Regions from separate parts of the Homo sapiens genome. Here all the other regions are linked to region 2. The links are chromatin loops, found by intact Hi-C in ENCODE. Cell type or tissue: PC-9. All regions are shown on one strand.

Region 1 (8,000 bases), 210 kb after region 2:
CTCTCTCCCTCGTTTTTGCACTACCCTCTGTTTTTTGATAAGCTGCTTCTGAAGTTAGAGAATGAGAGTGCAGCCTTTGAAGCGTGACGGGAGATGTGGAGACCGTCTCCTTGGCTGCGCAGATGAAGAGGCACGTGGCCTGCCCGAGGCCCCCAGTGAGCCGGGAGCAAAACTGGATCTCAGTTCCTAGCCCAGTGTCCCAGACCACCTTTTATGCCCTCCTTGTCACTCAGATGCCTTCTCCACAGCAAACCCAGAAGAAACGGTGCCCTGATTACACCAGGAGACGAACGGGACACAGAAGTAGCTTTCTCAGCAGGGAGCCTCTACCCTCACCCCCGCAGTCTAGTCCCCACACACGGGCAGAGGGATCCCTTCAGCCCAGATGAGACCATGGCCCTCCTCAGCTCCCACCACCTGTGTCTCCCACCTCCCTCGGGGTAAAAGTCAAAGTCCCCAAGAAGCCTACAAGGCCCCCGTGACCTGGCCCCATCTCTCCCTGTCCCTGGCTCCAACTCACTGGCCTCCCCTCTGTTCCCACCTACTGGGCCCATTGGAATCTTCAAACTTGCTGTCCCCTTTGCTAGGAACATGTGTCCCCAGATGTCTGAATGGCTTGCTCTGTCACCTCCTTCTGGTCATTACTAAAATATCACCTTCTCAGCTAGGCCTCCTCTAAAACAGTAAACCCCCTCGCATAACACACATACACACGCACCACATACCCGCTCCCTCCAGACTGCCAGTGGTCAGACTCGCTTTAGATTTTCTGTGTTTATTGTCTGACCCCCACCATGACAAAGATCTGTACTGATCTTGTCATGAGGGGTGTGTATAAGGCCCTCTTTCTAGAATCTGCTCTGGGCCACAGGATGAGAGGCACTGGCGAGGGGTGCAATGTCCACTGCTGAATGCCAAACCATCCCCCCAGCACACAGCAAGTGCTCAGTGAGTAAGGATGAATAAAGGATGGAATGTGGAATGCGGGAGAGCTAGAAGTAAAGGAATAGAAGAGGGCACTGTGCACTTTTCCTTTTATAATGAATGGTATCTGAATTTGTAAATTCTAATTCCTTACAGCAGAAAGCTCTGGGAAGCATTTGCTTTATTTCTTTCAATCAGAAAATGGTGTTTGTTTGGAGATCTTGGCTAGATGCTGCACTTCCCAAGTTCTGATGAAAATGTTCTTTATTTCAGAGTAATGGGGAGGTTCCAGGATGAAGTTTTCTGATCCAAAAGTCAAGACAGTCACTAATAAATAAATAGAAGAGTTGAGAATTTGAATGAATACATGGAGAGTCTGCGGCACGCCAGGCCCTGTGCCAGCCCTAGAGAGGAGTCCTCATTCCAGTGTCGAGAGGCTCCGACTTTGCCCAGATCACAGGCATCTCGACACATTGCCAAACCCAGGCTTCAGCATGCTTAGTAAGAGAGTGATCAGGGTTGTAGACACAGAGAAGAGGGAGCACTCCCTGGGGAAGGGGGCAGAGGGCAAGGTGAGGCTGCACAGAGGAGGTGCTATCTACAAGGGTTTTGAAGGTTGAATAGAAGTTTGTGAGGTGGGCAGAGGTGGGCATCATTCCAAGCAAAGAGAATTACATTTGCAAAAGAACAGAGTCACGTGGCAGTGAGAGTTGTGGAGGGAGCTGCACACCACTCGGGGCTGTTGGAGCGTAAATGAAAAGATGCTATGTGTATGAGTCCGCTAGGGCCAGCATAACAAAATTCTACAGACTGGGGAGCTTCAACAGCAGGGATTTATTTTCTCACAGTTCTGGAGGCTGAAAATGCAAGATCAATGTGTTGCTAGGGCTGGTTCCTTCTGAGGCCTCTCTCCTTGGCTTGTAAGTGGCCGTCTTCTCCCTGTGTCCTCACATGGTCCTCCCCATCTAGTGTGTACATTTGGGTTATAGTGGATTAGGGCCCACCCATATTAACTTCATTACCTTGGCAAAGACCTTGTATCCATTCGGAGGTACTAGAGGTTAGGGCTTCAGCCTGTGAATCTGGGGAAACAGCTCAGCCCATAACACCAAGATAGGAATATCTCTCTCTCTCTCTCTCTCCCTCTCTCTCTCTCTCTCTCTTTCTCTCTCTCTCTCCCTCCCTCCCTCCTCCCTCTCCCACCTCTGTTGTGTGGTCTCTCTCTCTCTGGGGAATGATCAAGGATGGAACAATGTCAACAGACTGCGATGCGTAACCCTCAGTTGAGAATGACTCGGATTTAATTCGAATGGTCCTCTGAGTGTCAGGCGCCTCTTTGTGGTGTGGAGAGGAGGCCACCCTAGTCTGGGTAGGCATGCTTTTATGGAAAAATATTAAACCAGCCCTGCCCGTGTTAGTCAGATCCAGTGAGGGGCGTTGCAAGTTGTTTTATATTTGTTTTGGATTACTTTCAACACTTGTCCTAGAATGCTCCGAGTCTCTTGCTAATGAGTTTTCCTTTACTTAATACCAGACGCTGTGGCTCCTCCCCGCGTGAAATCTCACGTGGACTTGGGAAGAGAGAGCATCTGTCCCCATTTGACTCATTTTCAACACCAGGTCCCCGAGTGCCAGGTTGTGGCCAAATCCTGTTCCAGTGGGAGGACCCCCCTTCCCTAGGATGTGGCTGAGTCACTTGTTTGTGCAGGCTCAGGAGTCTGGGAGCCACCCCAGGGACCACAGGTGTGGAAGGAGAAGCCCGCTCCAATCACGGTTTCTGGGCGTCACCTTGGAGACAGCAGCTGAGGAGCTCAAATAGGTGTTACCGTGGAAGCTCCTGTCTCAAGGGAGCCTGAGGTTTTCTTTCCCAAGTCTGTAGACAGCCACTTGATGGAAATGATCATACCTGTGCCCATTTGCGTTGGGCTGGACCAGAGACCCTGTGCTTACAAGTCTCCGTGGCCTCTTAGCTGCCCTGGAGGGAACCTCTTGTTCTGTGACTTAAGAAACCACAAGCTCTTGTCCTGATGAGTTCTCTTATTCTTGAGAATCTGTGGTGGGCCTGGTACTTTCTAGGTGCTGGAGATACAAAGACACCACAAGGCACCCTGCCCCTAAGGAGCACACAGTCCAGCAGGGGTCTGTAGTAGACCCTGATTATGCCATCCTGTGATAACACTGGAGTTGGACCTCTAGACACACAGGAGAAGGCTGGGGGTTTTTCTAGGGGAGAGACAAGACACGCAGATGTTCCACAGGGTGGAGGGGTGTTTCAGATGGAGCAGGTGTGTGTGCAAGGCCCAGGATGTGCAGGAGTGCAAGGATGGGTGAGTGGTTGCTGCCTGGAGGCCTGGGATGGTGGCCTTGGGTCACTTCCCCTGAGTCCCAGACCAAATCTCCAGATGTTCCCAACAGCCCATCAAAGAGCAGGTACTGAAGAGGGGGCTGAGGAGCTCCTTATGTCCACTTAAGTGGAGGGACAGAGACACAGTACAAGAGAAGGGAACAGAGACAGGGACACACAAAGGCAGACACAGAATGACCCACTTGTGACCTCAGGTGGCTCCATCAGCAATCGAGAACAGGGCTGAGTCACTTGTTTGCGCAGGTTCAGGAGTCTGGGAGCCACCCCAGGGACCAGCTTCCTAGACCCCGTCCCCTGAGGAAAATTCAGGAAGGAGGAGGGAGGGGCAGGGTTATCTCCTCCCCAGGCCCATGGACTGGGTGGATCTTGTGGAATGCACTGGGCTGGAGGGAGATTGGGGGCTGGGGGTGGGGAGAAGGGCTGGAAGGCCAGGGAACCAGCCCCAGTAGACGAGAGGGAGGCTCCCTACGGGAGTGGCAGAGGACAAGAAGGATGGCGTGCATGCCTCTGGAGGGAGTGGACGCAGAGGGAGACGGAAGAGTGGAATGTGAACCTGCAGTTCTACCCCCACAAAGACAGGGGGTGCAGCTAGAGGTCCAGGTTGGGAGGGGAACATAACTGGTTCCAGACAGGTGGGAAACATAGGGGTGGGACCTGGAGCCAAATGAAACAGAAACCAGCCCAGGGATCACACCAGGGTGTCTTAAGTGTTCTGTGTGGATGAGGCCCCCAGAACCAGAGAGAAAAGGGAGGGCAGGGTGGAGAAGGGAAGATCGTGGCAGGGTGAATGGGGACCGCCTGGGGGCAGTTGAGGCAGGGTGGATCTGTGAGCCCAGGACAAGAGAGTGCTGTGAGCAGTGCAGGGGGGACTGCCACCTGCCCAGGAGCCACGAACAGCTTGAAGGCAGCCAGAAATGTAGGAAGGACGCTGTGCAGAGCTGCCATGTTAGAAAACTCAGGAGCCATGGCCGCATGTTTGGGGCTTGTTTTCTCCCTGAAGGAGAGTCAGGAGGACGTGCTCATTCCCGCTGGCCTCAGCTCCATCCTCACCATCCCAGGCGTTCTCACAGGCTCCTCTTCCCCAGTCTCCCTGGCCGGTGCTGTTGGCTTCTCAATCTTCCATCTCTTCCATCTCCACCTTCCTTGTTTCTGTCTGGGCCCCCATCTCCCAAGCTGCTGTCACTCATTCTATTCAAACTCTGTTCTTTGCCTTTACTTCAGTAAAGTCAAAATAACTTTTGTTAACATGGTGCACAAAAATGTAAAGTTCCAGCGCCAGTCTTGTGAAGGGTCAGTCCGTTGTGCAGCCTTCCCCTTCCATGCCCCGCCCCTGTGCCTTCTGTCCCCACTTGCAGGGATGGCAGCTGTGACACCAGTATGGGGGCTGGGACTCTTTCAGGGCACAGCTTTGGGAAAGCCTGTGTGGCCTGAGCAAGGCAGCTGCATCCCAGAGGATGGATGGACACTGCACCAGGAACCCCGGCATCCTGAAGCAGGCTTTCTTTTTTATTATTATTATTCATATAAATGTATGGGTACAAGTGCAGCTTTGTTACATGGATATATTGCGTGGTGGTGAAGTCTGGGATTTTAGTGTACCATCCCCCAAGCAATGTACATTGTACCCATAAGTCATCTCTCAATCCCCCATCCCCCATCCTTCCACGCCTCCAGTGTCTGTCATTCCACCTTCTATGTCCATGTGTGCACATTATTTCACTCCCACCTACAGGTGAGGACATTCGGCGTTTGACTTTCTGTGCCTAAGTCATTTCACTTAAGATAATGGCCTCCAGGTCCATCCATGTTGTTGCAAATGACAGGATTTCATTCGTTTTGAGGACCTAGCAGCATTCCGTGTATAAATGCACCACATTTTCTTTATCCAGCCATCTGTTTATGGACACTCAAGTCGATCCCTGCAAGAACTAAGCATGAAAGGTGGAGAAAGGAAGACTAGCATTTTTTGGATGCCTACTGTGTGACAGGTGCTTTCACTTGCCTCCTCATTTAACCCTTTCAGCAATCCACTCAGTAAATACCCTGGCCCCGATGGCGGCTTTCACTGATGAGGAAACCAAGGATCATAGCGGTGGAGACGTTTGCAAGGTCACACAGCTAAGACGTAGCAGCTGTGGTCTGTACCCGGATCTGATGCCATTGCCTGCCTGCTTTCTGCTGCCTTCCAGGGACTCTGCCGGTCAGCAGGTGTATGACAGAAGCATATATATTAGCCAAAACATGGTCTCTGTCATCTGTTTTCTAACTCAGATAAAGGTGATCTTAAGGACGTGGACAGCACAGTTTAGGATCAAATGTTCTGCAAAATCTGGGTCAGGTCAGGAATTTACCTAATTTGACATATTGTTTCCGACTCCTTTGACATTTCTCTTCATTTGGTTCTGAATATACAGTATAGGAGATTTTTTTCCTATTAAACCGTGTCCGGCGGTGTAAAAGCTCTTGGGGTTGCTGATCTCATGGAGCTCTGCAGTTTGCCTCAAGCAATTCTTTGGACTTCACAGAGCATCCTGTTATTTTGTTACAGACTTAATTCCTTGATCTCATGCATCCTGGAAGTTTCTAGTGGCAAAAGCCTCTCCCCACTCTGCAGCTGTCACTTATTTATAAGCCAGAGGCACTTTCTGTATATGCAACTTTCATCATAGAGCTCTGAGAGAAAGGTCTGGCATTTCTGGATGATTCTGGCCAACCCAGAGCTGCACAGAGCCCTAACATTTCATGAGAGAGAAAATCAACAGGAGAATGGCCACTGTGGGCATGACACGTGGCAATGTGATCGCTAACCCCACGGAACCAGCCACTTACCGCTTTCTGAAACCCAGATCGTCATCCCGCAGCGTGATACAAAAGGAAGATCATCTTGCTAGATGCCAAGAACCGTAGTTATGACACTTTTTGTCATTCTGTTTCCTCTTATTTATACAGTGGAGAGTAGGATGTTTTCAAATAAACCTTCTAAATATGAAATCCTGAGAATGCATTACTTCAAAAATGCTGCACCGTTAGCAGCCTTTTAGTTGGTTACATTATAAAGCATGTAGTAACAGCTTAAAAAAAAATTCTGAGTCGAAATGTGTTTCCAGAGCCCATATGCTGAATTCTGGCATCTTTATACCTTTTTCAAGCTGTTGTCAATTAGTAAAGAAATTAATTTCTGCCTTTATCTCTCTTGTAAAGCCGAGCTTGTGCTTGGATGATGCAGAGAGCCACAAAGGGAGACATCCTTCCTCGCTCTAAGGTAACTCAGTGCAGTGGTAGTCGGGGGGACGAAAACATGTTGTGCTGAGTGGCCGTGGATTGAAACTGGGACCATCAGCAAACAGAAGAGAAGGAAATGGCTTTTGTTGAGGGAAACAAACTGTTTTCCAGGCCAACAAGCTGTGATCTTGGACTTTTTGCCATCTGTACATTTTTTAGAAAGCGAGAAAAGCAGAGCCCCTGTGGTCATACGCTCTTCCTTGCCCTGGAGAGGGAAGGGCAGCGTGTAGGGGTGGCACGCAGTTCTTGTCTAACACATTGCCTCTCCGGCCCCTTCTACCTGTGACTTTGAGCCTCCCTTTGTTCCAGTACTCTCTGCTTGGACTTTTTTTTTTTTTTTTTTTTTTTTTTTAGCATTAGTGGAATGTGTCGGCTGATGGCCAAACATAGTTTTGTAGTGGCAGCAAAAAGGGACAGACCTATGGCATTTCATCTAAGGAAGCGGTTCCTTTGCTTTTAATTTGTCATTGGTCTTATTTCCTTATACTTTGGTATATAATGCCCTGCTATTGGATGTCGCAGGAGCATAGAAAACAAACCAGGCTTTCATTAGGAAAGTGTGTTTTTGAAACAATGATAGCTAAATTTTTTAAAAGCATATTCAAGTTGCAGCCTGAAGTAGGAAGGAAATATGGAGATGCTGGCATCCTCTCTCCAATAAAGCATTGAGGTTAAAGACTGGAATCTGAAAATACACAGCAATTTCAGGGGAATCTGCTGAAACTGGAAGATTGTTTCTTGGCATGTAGGTGGCCACTGAGCTGGCTTTCTGTCAAATCACTTTTGGGTGCATTTGAAATGGCTCAAACAGGCTGGGTGCGGTGGCTCACGCCTGTAACCCCAGCACTTTGGGAGGCCAAGGCTGGTGGATCACCTGAGGTCAGGAGTTCAAGACCAGCTCGGCCAACATGGCAAAACCCCATCTCTACTAAAAATACAAAAATTACACGGGCATGGTGGTGGGCACCTGTAATCCCAGCTACTCGAGAGGCTGAGGCAGGAGAATCACTTGAACTCAGGAGGTGGAGGTTGCAGTGAGCCGAGATCCCGCCACTGCACACCAGCCTGGTGACATAGCAAGAAATGGCTCAAGCGGCCACATGGTCTCTTCCTGCAATCAGGGCTTCCAAATCAGTGGGCTGACAGCCCAGATTATGTTCTGATCCACTGTTTGGGTCACGTGTAGTAGTGATACGGCTCTCTCTCTCCCCACCAAAGGTAGAGAAAACAGGTTGCCTTAAGAAAAGAAGCGAGGAGAAACACATAACTTGAGCTGCATGTTCTTCAGACCAAAACAATGCCTTCTGTAGCTTTTTTTTTTTTTTTTTTTTTTTTGGGACGGAGTCTCGCTCTGTCTCCCAGGCTGGAGTGCAGTGAGGCCATCCCAGCTCACTGCAATCTCTGCCTCTTGGGCTCAAGCGAGTCTCCT
Region 2 (8,000 bases):
ACTGGACCCATACCTGCTCCATGGAATCCCCCGCAGACATAGAGTTTCCCATCCACTGCCCCTGCATTGGTGGAATTGGTGCGGAGTGAGAGGAGGGGACTTGGCATGGGAGGGCCCTCTCGCCAAAAGTCCCCATCTGGGTTGTAGATCTCCACCACGTCAAGGCATTTTCGAACCTGGCCCTTGTCTTGACCTACACAGCCAATGCCACCTGCAGAGAATTATGTGGAGAAATGAGAGGATCAGGAACTGAAACTCAATTGTGGACAGCACTGCCCCCTGCATGGTTTGTATCAAAGGTTTATGGGACTGTAACTTTTCTCTTTCTTGCCAGGTGCTACCTTGAAGACAAGTTCTAAGCAATAGTGATGTCTACTGTGTACTCCATAGCGACATTCAATGTCATTTTTATTCATAGTGTTCTCCTTGTTTGTGATCATGCATGAGACTGAGTCTACCACTGGCTTATATTCTATAATATCCAATGCTGGTTCACATCATGAGCATCCCCTTTATAATAAGAATTTCAGGGTTGACTGTAAAGGTAACCTGACTTTGACATCTGCCTTGCTGTTGATGGTTAGCAATGCTTTTGCTGATGTGGCTAGCTAGGAATGTGTTCTTCCCATCCCTTATCATTGCAAGCTGGTTTCTCCCTCTCTTCCTAAGTTGCATGATCTTTCCCAACTAGGGAAGGACTATTCTTTGGTAAATTTCAGGAAAGGCCCTAAACCCAAATGCCCAGTGCATCTTCCAGTTTTGGATGATATAGTTCATTCATCAGATAATTATTAAGTGCCTATTATATGTAAGGCAATGTGCTAAGTTATAATAAGGAGTTCTGAAAGATGCATAAAACATGTTTCCTGCTGTTAAGAAATTAATAGGATGGAAAGGGCCGTGTTTGCAAATAAATAAAGTAGAGGACATCAAGACAGGTGTCTTAAAGAGATAAAAGTGAGATTTAGAAGTCCAGGGACTGTAACAAGGAATATAAATAACACTTAGAGAATCATGACTTTAAGTACAACTCTCCATTGGAAAAATAATTGTATACAAATTTCCTATCCACTGTTACAAGAAACACATTTCTATGCACTGCTTTTATTTTCCCCTCCCAAGTCCACACTGGAAGGTCATCAAGGTCAGGGCCATATTTCCTGATCTGAAGGATGGCTCCTGAGACTGAGGTAAACCCCCCGGAAGGAGGGACATGCCTGTATTTGCAGACACGCCTCTCATCGATGACCTCATTCTATCCAGACTCACAGCCTGGTCTGTGTGACTAATCAAAAAGCCTGTAAAGCACTGGCCTCAGGTAAACCAGCTCTCCTTCACATAGAGAGGTCCTGGAAGAGTCACTGTGCAAACTGCATATGTTGGGTGGTGACTGATACTGGAGTATGTTGTTGACAGCGATCTCAAAACCAAAATTAAGAACTCTGCTTTGATCTCATGGCTTTTACTATATGTATCACATACTGAGAAATTAATCTCATGTGTTTCCTGGCCTGTCTTCTTTCAGTGTCATTTTATACCCTTTGCCTATCACTGCATCAGTCAGGTGGTATTTTCACCATCACCTGCTTTCCTATCTTGCTCACTGGCCTGTCGTTTTCCATATTGCATCCCTAGTACCTAGCCCAGTGCCTGACACGTTGTGTGTTGGAATGAAGAATGAGAAGTTTAATTTTGCATGTGCTTTCCCTGCCTGTCCAAGTGAGTGTGCTACTGGGGCCAAAGGCCACTATTCTGCATCTTTTATATCACAGGGCCTGCCACACAGTACTCAATGAATCCAAGAAGATTGATGGGAACAGCTTATTTTCACCATGGTTGGGGCTTATGCCAGGCATAAAAGCTGATGGAAGGGCACTTTGAAGGAAAAGTCTTTTTTTCTCTTTGCTGATATAAACTGACCTGTTTCCTGTCTCAGTTTGAATCCAGGGACTGAGGCTATAAACTAACTCAGGAGGCTTTTAGCTGCCTTCTCTCTTATCCGACTGGATAAATAATTTAGCCCATTACAGTGCCAAGTTTGAGCTGCAGCGTTTCCAAGGAGGGGACACACTGGCCTCGGTTAACGGCACAGCTCTGCTGTTCCTGGGCCCTCTTTCAATGTGGCACTGTGGTAGCGAGAGCTTTCTCAGCCTAACAAAAAGTGGAGTTTCCTATTTGTAGGGCAAGAAGGACTTAAAGAGGAGGATTTAACCATAGGAGTTGAAACAAGCAATCACCCATAAGGTAAGAGTAAGATGATCTAGTTGTCTGTTTTTGTGAGATCCAGGAGAAATGTTACTAGGCTGGTTTGTATTACAGCTCCTCCAGAAGACCAGCAAGTGGAAGCAAAGAGGTCAAATGCGAGTCACTGGAGTTGGGTTAGGGCACACGGAGCAACCAGCATCCTGAATCCAGCTCACAAATTTCACATAAAAGCCCATTAGAAGACTTCCCCAACATGACGCATATACAGAATGGGTATTATTCTCTTGATTTTTGCAATAATTAGTGTTGTCACTTTTGATGCTCTGTTACCAAGTGTATTTAATTATAATGTTCAGCCCTAACTCTACAAAACTAGCCCTTTCTATTTGGTTGGCAGGCAGTTCACACGCTCCACTCAAGGAGTGACATGAGCTTACAGCGTGCTCTGTCTTTGTTTCTGACCATTAATGCCTGAACACATTCTCTGTCTCACTTGGATGTAATTCCACCATCAAGTACACTCTATTAGCAGCAGACTTAATGAGCTTAAACTGAAGGTGAATCCTGATTAGGTAAATAATCAAATGAAAGCATGATCTTCATTAATAAGTCAGCACCAGCACTACAAGAGAAATCTTTTGATGAGAGGTGTCTTGGGGTAGGATCAGTACATCTGTAGAATTTCAATGAGATACCTCCATATCTTTAATTTATACGAACCTCTGAGCATGACTTTTCTTTATTCAAAAACAGACAAATGAATAGAAATTATATTTGCAGGTCATATCCAAATGGACCTCAAATGCAAAATATATACCCTGGTTTTTATTTATTTATATTTTTTGGTGTGTGCGTAGTGGAAAGGGGGAAATTATAGAAGAGGACAATGCCTGCCTCTCTTCTTTATCATTTCTATAAAGACTCCCTCCTTCTTGTGTGTGTGGCTATTTTAGATTCTCTCCTCTCTGTGGGGTGCAGGAGTGAACCTCTCCTCCCACACAAAGCCTGGCAGGGAGCTGGCTGAAGCAGAGGGGAGTGGTACTCGCTGCCCAAGTTGCCCTTGAATGCAGTGGTGCTTGCTCCCAATGTCCTCTGCCTGCAGGGTCACCTCAAGGTGGCAGGCTTATTCTATTTTCCCCTGGGTTTGATCCAGAACAGGAGGTGGGGGTTTGTAATCCTTCAGATAAGCTTCCAAAGTTGCCTGTCGTGCTAAACCAGTCTTAGGGGAAAAATGTACATATATTTACTATTGTCGGCACCCACGTGCCTTGGAAAAAGCATGTGGACTTTGGAAACACTCAGACCCTGGTCCCTACCCTGTGTCACCATTTACTAGCTAGACAAAGTTGGTCAATTTAATTTATCTCAGCCTTTTCTCATCAGTAAATTAAGGATAATGACAGCAATTCCATAACCTGTTGCAAAGATTCACTTATTAGGCAACCATGTAAGGGTGGAGAAGGGTAAGGAGGAACTCCCATTTGTTGTATACCTATTCACAAGTATTGCCACAGGAATTTTTCTTTAATACCTATTCTCATGCACGGTGTGTAAACAAAATGGCTAGCATGCAGGAGGCACCCAAATGTTAACTCTCATTCTCTTTCATGTTCTAGGATGTTTCATGAGTAACCGGTGTTTATTAAAGTTGCTGAAATCCTACCTTTGATTACTCTCAATTTAATTATTTGCTATGTCTATAATTGATGGTTTACTAACTGTATGGTCAAATTGTCCTTAATAGTTTCTTCCGGGGTTGGATAGAGAGATTCAGAAGGCCAAAGGGCTGAGGAATGGGCAGAGCCTTCCTCTCAGGCTTCAGGCAGAGGGAAAAGCTCCCTGACATGACTTAGAGTAACTCATTTGGTCATAAATGTTTGAGAGAGGTAGGAGCTGTTGGTGGACCTAACAATAGAAAAGGATTTTGCAATGCATAGGCTTCTAGGAGTTAAACTGGCCCATATATCTGAGTGGATGGGCTACTTTCTGACTCACATGTCAGACATGATCTATTCACTGCTAATATAATGCTTGTGATGATTTGTTTCATTCTCACACAAGTTGTCAGCTCTCTGATTTTTTTCCAACCTCGTATCAGAATTCTAGCTTTGGTGCCTAAAACCCTAGAAAACATGAACCTAGCTTCTTGCCACTTTCTAAAGTCTAACACAGGAGGCTCTTGGGTATTTTCAGAATGAAGCCCTTCAGTACAAGGCTGACAGCTGCTTACCTGCCTTCTACCGGATTCTGGTTGATACTGTGCAGTGCTCATCAATAGGGTGCCTGGGCTCACAGAACAGGGCTGCTGGGCCCCCATGTACTGTGGCCATTCTCCATTCTCTCTATCTGCTGGCCTTCATAGCCCTTGACCAGCTTTTTCTTGCCAGGCCAGGAAAACACAATCATCTGTCTGCTTTTTGTTTGCTACCCCACACAGATGACTATGAAAATCAAATAAAAGAGCTTCAAGGGGAAGACCAAGTTCCATTTGTTACAGCTTGATTTTGCTTCATTTTGGAGGGAAAAATCAAGTGTTGGAATTATCTGATAACTTCCGAGTGGACATATAGCTGGTTTAATAGAACGTTCTGGAGCTGGGCCCTGAGTGCCAAATAAGCTGCAATTACACAATGCTGTCCCATCTGATCCTGAGTGATACCCGGGCTTTTGTGTCAACCCAGCACTGGGTCTTAGTGGATTTTCAGTCGAGTCTGGGCCTTTCAAACCCTGGGCCCATCTTTTCCTTGTCTCTTCTCCATCTTACCACCAGTCTGTCCTGCAGGGGTCCCAGCAGGTCTAAAGCCTGGGCCAGTAAGGGGAGAGCACAGAGTGGAGAGCCTGGACGTGGTGGGTGGGAGTGAGCTTAGGGGATGGCCCATAGATGCCACAGCAGGCTAGAGGTGCCAGCTGCAGATGAATGTCACCACAGCCCTCCTCTCAGCAGTCACCGACTCTGCTGACTGTACCTCCTCAGTGCCTCCCATACCCATCCCCTCCCCTACAGACACCAAGTCTTGGTGACCCAGCTGCTCCTAACTCCTCACATGCCTGGTCTGCCCTTCTCCCTCCTGCACCGCCCCTGCCCCTGAGGCACCAGAACACTCAACCATTCTCCAAATAAGGGAGGCTGTTTGTCTCTAGGCCTAGGCTTGGGCTGATCTCTCCGCCTAGAATGGCCTCTTCTCCTCCTCAACTTGGCAAACCCCTACTCCTCTTTCAAGGCTCAGCTCCACCTTCAACCTCTCACAAAGCCTTTCATGTCTCTACACAGAATTGGCCATTCCCTCTTTTTAGGCTTCCACTGTCCTGAACAGAAATCAAGGTTCCTATGAAAATACATTGCTCTAATTTATCTCCCTATATGTTGCCTTGTTAGATGAGACTGTAAGTCCCTTGAGGGCAGATGTCTAATCACATCTGTATCCCCAACACTTTCTACACTGGGTACGGACAGTGAAGACACAAACACTGAACAGAATGCATGGGTGGGTCAGCTCCTTACTCATGTCCTAGGTATCTTTTTTTCTTATACTTTTTTTTTTGGTGGCGGTTGGGGGAGCGGTCAAAACAGAAAGTGATAACTGGCTTTTCAGAATATGGCAAGTCCTAAATCCAAAGAGCTAAAAGTTGGCTGATTATAAAAGTCATCTTCTTAAGAATATAGGAATCTAATCTCAGATCCTGAGAAAAATGACTGCTGTCTGTTGTTGGGCTCATCTTTTCCCCCAGATTGGCCTGCCTAATACTAGTACTTCTATGAAGTGGTCCTGCAAAGAGCTATTAGTCAAACCTATTCCACAGCTTAGAAATGAAAGAGACACAAAATTTTATAAGTCCTTGAAGGCAAGGTCTACATCTTTATCTTCCCTGAGGTGCTAAGCACAATATCTTCTAAAGGATGCTTGACAGTATTTGTGAAATAAATATTAAAGAAAAAATATTATAATAAGTCTTTGGCATATTTATCTTGTGTCTAAGTGAAATGATTTACAGAAAATGATAGTTTGTGCTCATTTCCATATTTACCCAAGAAATGGCAGAGGAAGGGAGTGATAAAAATATTGATCACATGTATGAGTTAGGATAAAGGAAGAAAGATAGTACATATTACTCCAAATGACAGTTTTTTGGTAATCGATATTTTCCTCTTTAAAGCACAAAAATTTTCCATTTCAACTCTTTATACTGTTTTAAAATATGTATTACGTTCTTCTCTGCCTTAGTGAACTGAAGATACCAAATATAGTGGAACATTTTCTTAAGGATTCAGGAGTAACAAAATGATCTGCTGTTTATAATATGCCATGGATATAGACAGTTCTACACATTAAGCTGCACAAAGACATGCCTAAGATTTGCTTTCTTAAATCCTTGTTATTGGCATGTTTTCTTTTTCTTTAACAATTTACCTCTTTTTCATAAAAGCAAAGCACAGATTGTATAGTTGTACAACTCTTTGCCTCTGTAACATTAAGCTTTCCTGCAGACACACACTAGTAGATCAGAGCCTGAGACAGCATTCTCCTAGGATATTTCTCATCCACGCGCAGTAACATGAGTACTGTCCTGTGGGGCTTTCACACTGTAGAAGCTTCTAAACATTCTAATTTCAGAATCAAACACATTTTAAACTTGTAGTTAATTTAAGCAATCTAAAAGTATATTTTGGATACCCACTCATGTTTGTACTGGGTGTCATAGAATAACAAGTTTGAGGATTTTTTTTTTTTTTTGTCCATAAGACACTCAGAGTCTGCTGGGAAATAAAGGACAAATATGAAAACATATATAATACAGGATTATAATTACACACTGATGGAATAAAGTGTAATTTTTAACTCACTGTCACAATAATATATAGAATGCTAACTCCCTGTGAACTTGTGGGATATCAATGATAAAAATTACTATAGCTAAGTTGCAATTTGGGAGCCACAGGTAAACTTTGGTCTTTTAGAGTACTTATTTCTGAGTTATTTGTTGAGGGTGCCAGATAATAAAGGTTTAAAACCCCTCATATGATTAACTGGAAATATATTTTATAGATACTTATAGCAAAAACATAATGAGCCATTCACTCCAGCTCAGAGCTACTGAATCTCTAAATCCAAGTCTTTTTTCAGAACAAGGAGGCATGAGGAATATCTTGTCTGACTTCTTTGGCCATGGTAAAGCATTTCTTTCCTTGTTCATCATGAATGTATGAAATGTATATCTAAGCCCAGAACACTCTTGCAATTAGAGCAGAACATAACTGACAGCCTATTCTGGCTTATCAGTGCCAGGACACTTTGAGCAAGTAACTTTATCCAACTTCCTAGAATATTCAAGTACACAATGATGCTGTTTAGAGGAAGAGATATTGCCTTATTCATCTGTATCTCTTCTAAAAGCCAGCCCAGGGCCTGGCTTATGTAACATATGCTTAGCAAATATTTTGAGCATATAATATGTCCATTAATATGATATTACCTTTCCACTTTCCTCAGAACATCTGTGTTTTTCGAAGTGCAATCCTGTGATTTTTTTCACGCCAGAATTGCCTCTATATTTCCTACAATTCAGATTCCTAGGTTTCATTTTAGACTCACTGACTCTGAATCTGCCAATAGTGAGGGCCAGGAATCTGCCGTTTTAGTAGGCAACCTAGGTAATTTGAGACTTACACTTTTCAAAAATTGCTTAGAATTTTATCAAAAGAAAAGGGTAAAATCTTACCACAATAAAGCTTGGTCTTCTCATTTCACAAACTAACTCACCATTAAAATTATCTTTGAAATGCAGTTACTGTAATA
Region 3 (8,000 bases), 170 kb after region 2:
ATTATATGTGTGAGTTGGTGTGTGCATTCTTCAATATTACATATGTGCAGATTTGGTGGCATGCTTTTTTCACTTTATAAATTCATCAGGAACATTAATTACTCCTCCTCAATGTAATTTTTTAGTTACTACTTAAGGTAATTCTAAGCCTTTTGCTTCATCTGGGCTGAAAGGTCTGGACAGCAACCTCATCATCATCTCCTCATATTTTTTTTTAAAGTATCAACTTTTATTTAGATTCAGAGGATACACGTGCAGGTTTGTTACACGGGTTTATTGCATGATGCTGAGTTTGGGGTATGACTGATCCCATCACCCAGGTATTGAGCATAGTGCCCAATAGGTAGTTTTTCAGTCCTTGCCCCCCTCCCTCCCTTCCCCCTCTAGTAATTCCCAGTGTCTGTTTTTCCCAGCTTTATGTCCATGTGTACTCAATGCTTAGCTCCCACTTGTGAGAACATGCAAAACCCCACCATGTTTGGTTTTCTGTTCCTGCATTAATTTGTTTAGGATAAATTAATTTGTTTAGTAATCTCCAGCTGCATCTGTGTTAACTGTAAAGGATATGATTTTGTTCCTTTTTATGGCTGCATAGTATTCCATTGCATATATGTACCACCTTTTCTTTATCCGATCCACTGTTGATGGGCACCTAGGTTGATTCCATGTCTTTGCTATCATGAATATTGCTGTGATGAACATACGAGTGGAGGTGTCTTTTTGGTAGAATGATGTATTTTCCTTTGGGTATATACCCAGTAATGGGATTGCTGAGTTGAGTGGCAGTTCTGTTTGCAGTTCTTTGAGAAATCTCCAAACTGCTTTTCACAGTGGCTTAACTACCTCAGTTTCTAATACTAGACACACATTAACTTTCTTCCAAAAGGACGAGCAAAAGATAAAAACTCAACAGAAATCTGAAAGACTCTGCAGCCCAAAGGAGGGGGGTATCCTGAGGAGGAGGCCTACATAAGACTCATAGAAGAGAGTCTTACATCATAGAAGACAGTGTTACATCATAAAAGACAGTCTTACATCAGAGAAGAGAGTCTTACATCATAGAAGATAGTCTTACATCATAGAAGAAAGTTCCACATCGTGGAAGATAGTTTGACATCATGGAAGACAGTTTGACATCATAGAAGACAGCCTGACATCACAGAAGATAGCCTTACATCACAGAAGACGGTCTGACATCACAGAAGACAGCCTTACATCACAGAAGACAGCCTTACATCACAGAAGACAGTCTTACATCATAGAAGACAGCCTTACATCATAGAAGACAGTCTGATGTCATAGAAGACAGCCTTACATCATATAAGACATCCTTACATCATAGAAGACAGTTTCACATCATAGAAGACAGTTTGGCATCATAATAGAGGATAGTCTTACTTCATAGAAGACAGTTTTTTTTTTTCTCCTGCCTCAGCCTCCTTAGTAGCTGGGATTACAGGAGCATGCCACCATGCCCAGCTAATTTATGTATTTTTAGTAGAGAAAGGGTTGCACCATGTTGGCCAGGCTGGTCTGGAGCTCCTGACCTTAAGCAATTCTCTCGCCTCAGCCTCCTAAGTAGCTGGGAGTATAGACACAAGCCACCACGCCCAGCTAATTTTTGTATTTTTGGTAGAGATGGGGTTTCGCCATGTTGGCCAGCCTGGTCTCGAACTACTGGCCTCAAGTGATCTGCCCACCTCGGCCTCCTGGAGGGCTGGGATTACAGGCATAACCCATCAAACCTGGCCAGAAGACAGCCTTATATCACAGAAGACAGCCGGACTTCATAGAAGATAGTCTAACATCATAGACGATAGTCTTAAGTCAGAAGATAGTCTTACATCATAGAAGACAGTCTTACTTCAAGATATTTAGAAAATTTCCAGTAACTTCCAACACACTTCAAGAAGACTTGGCCAGGCGCAGTGGCTCACGCCTGTAATCCCAGCACTTTGGGAGGCCAAGGCAGGTGGGTCACCTGAGGTCAGGAGGTTGAGACCAGCCTGGCCAACATGGTGAAACCCCGTCTGTACTAAAAATACAAAAATTAGCTGGGCGTGGTGGCAGGCACCTGTAATCCCAGCTACTTAGGAGGCTGAGGCAGGACAATCACTTCAACCCGGGAGGCGGAGGTTGCAGTGAGCCGAGATTGCACCATCACACTCCAGCCTGGGGGACAAGAGCAAGACTTCGTCTCAAAAAAAATGAAGAAGACTTGGCATCTATAAAATAAGACCCACTTATGCAGAGGGGAAGAAACTGACATCTGAAAAGATTCCGTGGGATCTAGAGCTTCTCTAATTATGGGGAAGGAGATTGTGAATAGAGAGCCCTTAGCCCGGTGCCTGGCCCATAGGCTCTCAAAATATGTTACTGTTATCATTCTTAAAATAAGTTATATTCACACACAACCTATTTTTCTAATGTTTTCCCTTATTAGGATTTATGCCAATTGGGGATTTTTAACCTGCAGTTTTAGCAATTCTGCCAAGCCAGGCCCTTCCCTGCCTCTCCCTAGACTCATGCAAGTTACAGAGTGAGACCCGAATGTGGCCTGGGAGCTGCTGAGCCAGCCAAGGGCCAGGGCGGCTGCCATTCTGCCACGTGCCTGGTCGACTCCGATTGCTTTATTTCTCTGGTGGAGCCACTGTGGTTCGCATGTTGGAGCTGGGAAGGGTTCCATCTGGCTCACAGCCAAGGAGGAATGGAGAATTCCTTCAGACTTAGGTAGGCTGACAATCAACATCATTGCTCCCAAGAAAAAATATTTTGAGTCATGACCCCTGGGTGGGATTGGAACCCTTCAGTTTCTGCCCAGATGTGCCTGCTTCATGGGAACCAGATGTGTTAAAAAGCAAAACACGGGCCAGAAAACCTGCCATGTGTGTAAAGAGGCTGTCTGGAGCAGTCTTCCCAAGGGCCCGCATAGCTTTGCATGTTCTCCAGTGGCTTGACTGAGGAAACCCTAACATGCACACGCAGGAGAGGCAGCCTAGAGAAGTGAACTGGTACCTACCGGCAGCTTTTCATCTTCAAAGCACTTCTGCAAGGCAGGGATTTTTTTTTTTTCTTTTGAGACAGAGTCTCGCTCTGTCACTAGGCTGGAGTGCAATGGCGCGATCTCGTCTCATCGCAACCTCCGCCTCCCGGGTTCAAGTGATTCTCCTGCCTCAGCCTCCTGAGCAGCTGGGACTACAGGCGTGTGCCACAACACCCAGCTAATTTTTGTATTTTTAGTAGAGAACGGGGTTTCACCATGTTAGCCAGGATGGTCTCGATTTCTTGACCTCATGATCTGACCTCCTTGGCCTCCCAAAGTGCTAGAATTACAAGCGGGAGCCACTGCGACCTGCCAAGGCAGGGATTATTATTCCTGTTTTCCAACTGAGGCACTTGAGGCTGTGAGTGACTTTCTCAAATAACAAGGCAGGGTTCATCACACAGCAATCCCTTTGCCATTACTCCAGCCTTTCTCGAACCCCTGTCCCTCAGATCTTAGAGATGCATGTGTGGACCACAGCAATGGACTTTTGGCTGTAGTCTTGGTCTGGGCAAGAAAAAAACGTGGATGGGTTGATATAACACAAGTATCTGAAAGCCAGATTGATAGATGTAAATTTCTAGAGAGAAGGACCTAGACATATAGATTTGAACTTAGTGAGTGGCCTCTGGGGGCCGGGATGCTGCATGTTTGTTCGTTTGTTTTTTGAGACAGAGTCTCGCTCTGTCGCCCAGGCTGGAGTGCAGTGGTGCCATCTTGGTTCACTGCAACCTCTGCCTACTGGGTTCAAGCAATTCTCCTTTCTCAGCCTCCCGAATAGCTGAGACTACAAGCACTCATCACCATGCCCGGCTGTTTTGTATTTTAGTAGAGACGGGGTTTCACCATGTTGGTCAGGTTGGTCTCGAACTCCTGACCTCAGGTGATCCCCCTACCTCGGCCTCCCAAAGTGCTGGGATTACAGGTTTAAGTCACTACTCCCAACAGATGCTGCATGTTAAAGGACTCATGCTCCTCTTGCCTTGAGGGCAGAACAAACACAAATGGAGCCGATGCAGTTCAAGGAATTTCCATAAAAGGCAAGGAAGGAACTCCGGGCCTCAAGAGTTTAAAACTGAGATAAACAGCCCATGTTAATATTTGAGTGTCCTGTTTCACAGTTTTGGGAGGAGGCTGGAGATGATATAATTATGGAGTTCAGTCCACAGCATGACATATGTAAAGCACTTAGCTCAATAAGCATTCCTTCCCTTTCGGGGTAGGGGTCGGGGTAGGGGGATCTTAGAGATGCACAGATACTCCCAATATAAACAAAACATAATCAACTGCAACCATGTAGAATCATCAGGACATGAAATGTGAGCTGAACTGTGGTTAGCCTGGAGGCTGCAGATGCTTCTCAGAGAGCTTTGAAGCAGGATGGCTCAAAGACAAACAAGAAGTGAGAAAGAAAGGAGGGAGAGAGGAGGCGGGGTGGCCCTCTAGTGCCTGGGACAGAGAGGTGTGCGGGAGGAGCTTTCAGGCTCCTTTAGGACTCTGATCTTTCAATGATCTGAAGAAAGCTCATACTGAAAGGTAAAGCTCCTCACACAGGGAATTTGGGAGTCAGGCTCTGCAGTTTTCTTCTATTTCTGGGAGCACTTATTTCAGCAGGGCATTTGCACCAAAGGAAGAGGAAGCCTCCTCAGACGCTGGGCCGGCCATACCCTAACTAAGCATGCACTTTGGGCAGGCACAGCACAACCTCAGCTGCAGTCTCAGTGGTACGGGTGGCATGGAAGACTGGGTGACATGGAGGACTGGGCCTCACCGCACTGGGGCCGGCTACCCCCTGGGGTTGCCATCAGAGCAAGTTCACACACCAGCCCACGGGGGAACTCGTGGGATCTGTCAGTGTGAGCGGAAGAAGGATCAGGCTCCTAGACTAGGGTCCCCCAGGAAGTGGGCAGGCTGGCTGGACTTCAGTAGGAGAACTGAGCTAGAAATCCAGGCATTCTGGTGTGGGGGAGGCAAGAGGCTGCGGGGCAGGCTGGAGTCAGGCTGTGCTAACGGGAAAATAGGGAGTCAGGGAAATTGTTTCCCATGCGACTTCCGTAAGGGCAGTGGACCGGGTCTCATTCAACTCAGGATTCTGAAGTGGCTTCACAAAATACGCTTAGTGTTCCTTACGGACGAAGGAAGGAAGAAAGGAAGGACTAACAGTGCCTTTATTTCAGGATTGTCCAATCTATCCCCCTCCCTCCATCTCATCTCCTGCTGCCATGAGGTCACAGTGGGAGTAAATCGTCCACGACAGGCAATGTAGTGTACTGGTTAAGAAAGGTCTTCAAATCAGATCTCTCTCCCTCCAAGCTTGGCATGTGTGCATTTTTAGCTAAATTCTTAACAGCTCCATGCCCAATTCCTAATCTGTCAAATGGCTTAGAATGTTACGTAATGCTGAGATCACACCTGGGGAGACGACAATGTTAGCTCATGTGGGTTGAGTGCTCCGATGCACGCTGGGCTCGTGTTTCACTCATTACCAATGTAATCATCACGGAGCCTCTGGGAGGTGTGTGCTACCATTAGTACCCACTTCACAGATGAGGAAACTGAGACATAGAGTGATTGAGTCACTTGTCACCTAGGCCTGCAGCCAGTCAGGGGCAGATCCAGGATTCAAGTCCAAAGAATCAGATTCCAGGGCCCCAGCCCACAGGATACTGCTTTTTAATCAGCGAGCACACTTACTACTAATCAGGGTGATTGTCACTTTACCCACCTTGGCGTAACCAAGGGCTTCTGATTTGTAGTGTTTTATGATAATAAAAAAATACATAGCTTGGAGGTGGGTGGCAGCATTTGTGCTAAAATATGCTGGATGCAAAGTTGTTCTGGGTCTGAGTTGTGCCCATTCTGAAAGGAGTATTAGATCAAAGAATGCTTACCTGTGCTGTGACTTTGTTTTATTATGGTTATAATTTTGTTTTCTTCTTGGAAAATGCCTCTATTAAAGGTCTGCCTCTTTCTTTCTTTTCTTTCTTTCTTTCCTTCTTTCCTTTCCTTTCTTTCCTTTCTTTCTTTCTTTTTGAGACAGGGTCTTGCTCTGCCACCCAGAGTGGAGTGGAGTGCAGTGGCGTGATCATGACTCACTGTAGCCTCCACCTCCCGGGCTCAAGTGATCCTCCCACCTCAGCCTTCCAAGTAGCTGCACCACCACACCCTGCTAATTTTTAAAATGTTTTTGTAGAGATGGGGTCTCACCATGTTGCCCAGGCTGGTCTCAAACTCCTGGCCTCAAGCAGTCTTCCCCTACTTTGGCCTCCCAAAATGCTGGGATTATAGGCGTGAGCCATCTCACCCGCCCCAAAATATGCCTTTTAAAAATAAGCTAAGATTGGGTTGGGTGTCAGGGATGATGAGTCTAATTCCCATTGTGTTCCCAAATCTCAAATTTTCCTTCCAGCCGTAGATGGGTCCCGGGCCTTTTCACATCCTAGCCCAGGGCTCCTGAAGCTGAGCCCACAGGGGATGATCCACAGCAGCTCCTCCCACCATGGCTGGGCTTTGCTCACACTCATACCCAGCTCCTCCTGGCCACCACATGCCTCAGGGCCTTGTGTCCCTTGGCATTCCACCCCCTCCTGCCCCACCTTTAATGCCCTTTGCACATCCCCCCACCCCTTTTGAGCCCAAGAGAGTTCCCACCTCTCCAGTGGAGCGTTTGGATAACCAGGTTCAGCTGCAAGCACAAGAAGCCTCTCTAGCCAGGCAAAGCAAAGGGATTTAACCTGGGGCATTGAGTGCTTTCAAAACTACTGGGCACTGCGGGAGTGGTCTGTAGGCCTCCGGGAATGCTTCATGACTGTTCCAGCCCACAGTTGTCTCTCCTATCTCTGATGCATTTCATTCATTCATTCATTCAGTGTTCATGGAGCAGAGGCAGTGCCGGCTGCTAGGGACAGGACACCAGGATGAATGAATAAAACATGATCTCTTCTCAAAGAACACAGGGCCTACACGCCCTGATGATGAACTCTGGATAAGAGCCATGAACAGAGTAATGCAGGGCCCCAGGAGGGTGCGCCTACCTCAGTGTTGGGGAAGCGTGGAAGGACTGCGGAGTGCGCAGAGGGCAAGAGCAGGCCTCTGCCCAATCATGGGGTCATAGACAGAGGGGGTGTGGAGGAACCACACGTCTTTCCCTGTGGTTGCAGTACAGGGTAGGGTAGGGGTGCCGGGACAGGTGACCAGAGAGAGGATAAGCTGGTCAGGGTGAGGGGCTTTTGGGGCATGACCTGACCATTACGTGGTGTTGTCTTATTATTTAATTACAGTGGTCAAGAAGGCAGACTTACCAGCCAGCCTGGCTGAGTTAAAATTCTGCTGGGCTCAAAACCTACTAGTTGTGTGACCTCAGGCAAGCTATCCAACCTGCGGACCTCACTTTTCTCATCAGTAAAATGGGGTAATAACAGTACCCACATCATGGGGGTGCTGTGAGGGTTAAATGAGTTGATATGTAATAACACACTTAGACCTGTATCTGGCCAAGGTGTCAGCTGTCAGCCCTGGATGTTATTTAATGCCTAACTCTGTACCAGGCAGCATGCTGGTGATTTTCCATAAATTCTCTCAATCAGTCCTCTCAAAGGCCCTCCCTGGGAGGCAGGCGTTATTGATCTGTTTTATTATACAAAGGAGAAGTCTATTTCTAGTTTCCTCTGAGATTTTAGCTCCTTCACTGGCTCTGTTCTATTTCTGTCTCCCGTGCACTGTCGCTGCAGGAGCCCTGCCAGAGACAGAGAGGAACCAAAGCCCCCTGGAACTCCAAGAGGAAGGACAAGTTAGATCTGGGCTTCCACAGAGCCATCATGCTCTCCTGCCTTAGTTACTGGAAAGGGATCCAACGCACTCTCACAAGCCCACACGCAGCCCGGACGGCAGACGTGCCGGTCAAATTTGTTAAAGTCATAAAATTTGGCAGGACGGAGTTTGGTAGAAGTGGAGGATG

Evidence for each region. A loop is a pair of places that touch in the nucleus more often than their neighbours do. Peaks named below come from ENCODE experiments on the same cell type or tissue, not always from the same donor. Only the 100,000 strongest peaks of a DNase experiment are listed, where the experiment ranks them.
Region 1: it touches region 2 in a loop (6-fold over the local background); 5 of 110 quality-filtered maps call a loop at or near these places.
Region 3: a loop joins it to region 2, with 12 times the contacts of the local background. A loop is called at or near these places in 6 of 110 quality-filtered maps.

What each region holds. Positions count from the first base shown.
Region 1 is chr3:127,742,496-127,750,495 of GRCh38, reverse strand. All of the region lies in intron 3 of MGLL (monoglyceride lipase), which reads left to right. It overlaps LOC107986127 (a long non-coding RNA gene), which reads left to right. Exons shown (of 2, transcript XR_001740893.2): 1 at 1-3,836; 2 at 5,179-6,280. Among named protein-coding and RNA genes, the nearest start is that of ABTB1, 74 kb to the right of the region's middle. RefSeq lists enhancers at 3,365-3,474, 3,332-3,843. In PC-9, CTCF peaks have their summits at 2,062, 3,713 and 3,927; DNase peaks (open chromatin) are centred at 2,555 and 3,545; H3K4me3 peaks cover 1,239 bases; H3K27ac peaks cover 4,747 bases.
Region 2 is chr3:127,955,400-127,963,399 of GRCh38, reverse strand. KBTBD12 (kelch repeat and BTB domain containing 12) reads right to left here. Exons shown (of 6, transcript NM_207335.4): 5 at 14-211. Among named protein-coding and RNA genes, the nearest start is that of KBTBD12, 44 kb to the right of the region's middle. In PC-9, CTCF peaks have their summits at 3,073 and 3,284 (motif pointing right); DNase peaks (open chromatin) are centred at 1,299 and 3,399; H3K27ac peaks cover 1,175 bases.
Region 3 is chr3:127,787,779-127,795,778 of GRCh38, reverse strand. The region is part of intron 2 of MGLL (monoglyceride lipase); the gene reads left to right. Among named protein-coding and RNA genes, the nearest start is that of MGLL, 31 kb to the left of the region's middle. RefSeq lists enhancers at 4,176-4,275, 4,201-4,803, 4,804-5,407. In PC-9, a CTCF peak has its summit at 4,483; DNase peaks (open chromatin) are centred at 4,058 and 4,448; H3K27ac peaks cover 1,792 bases.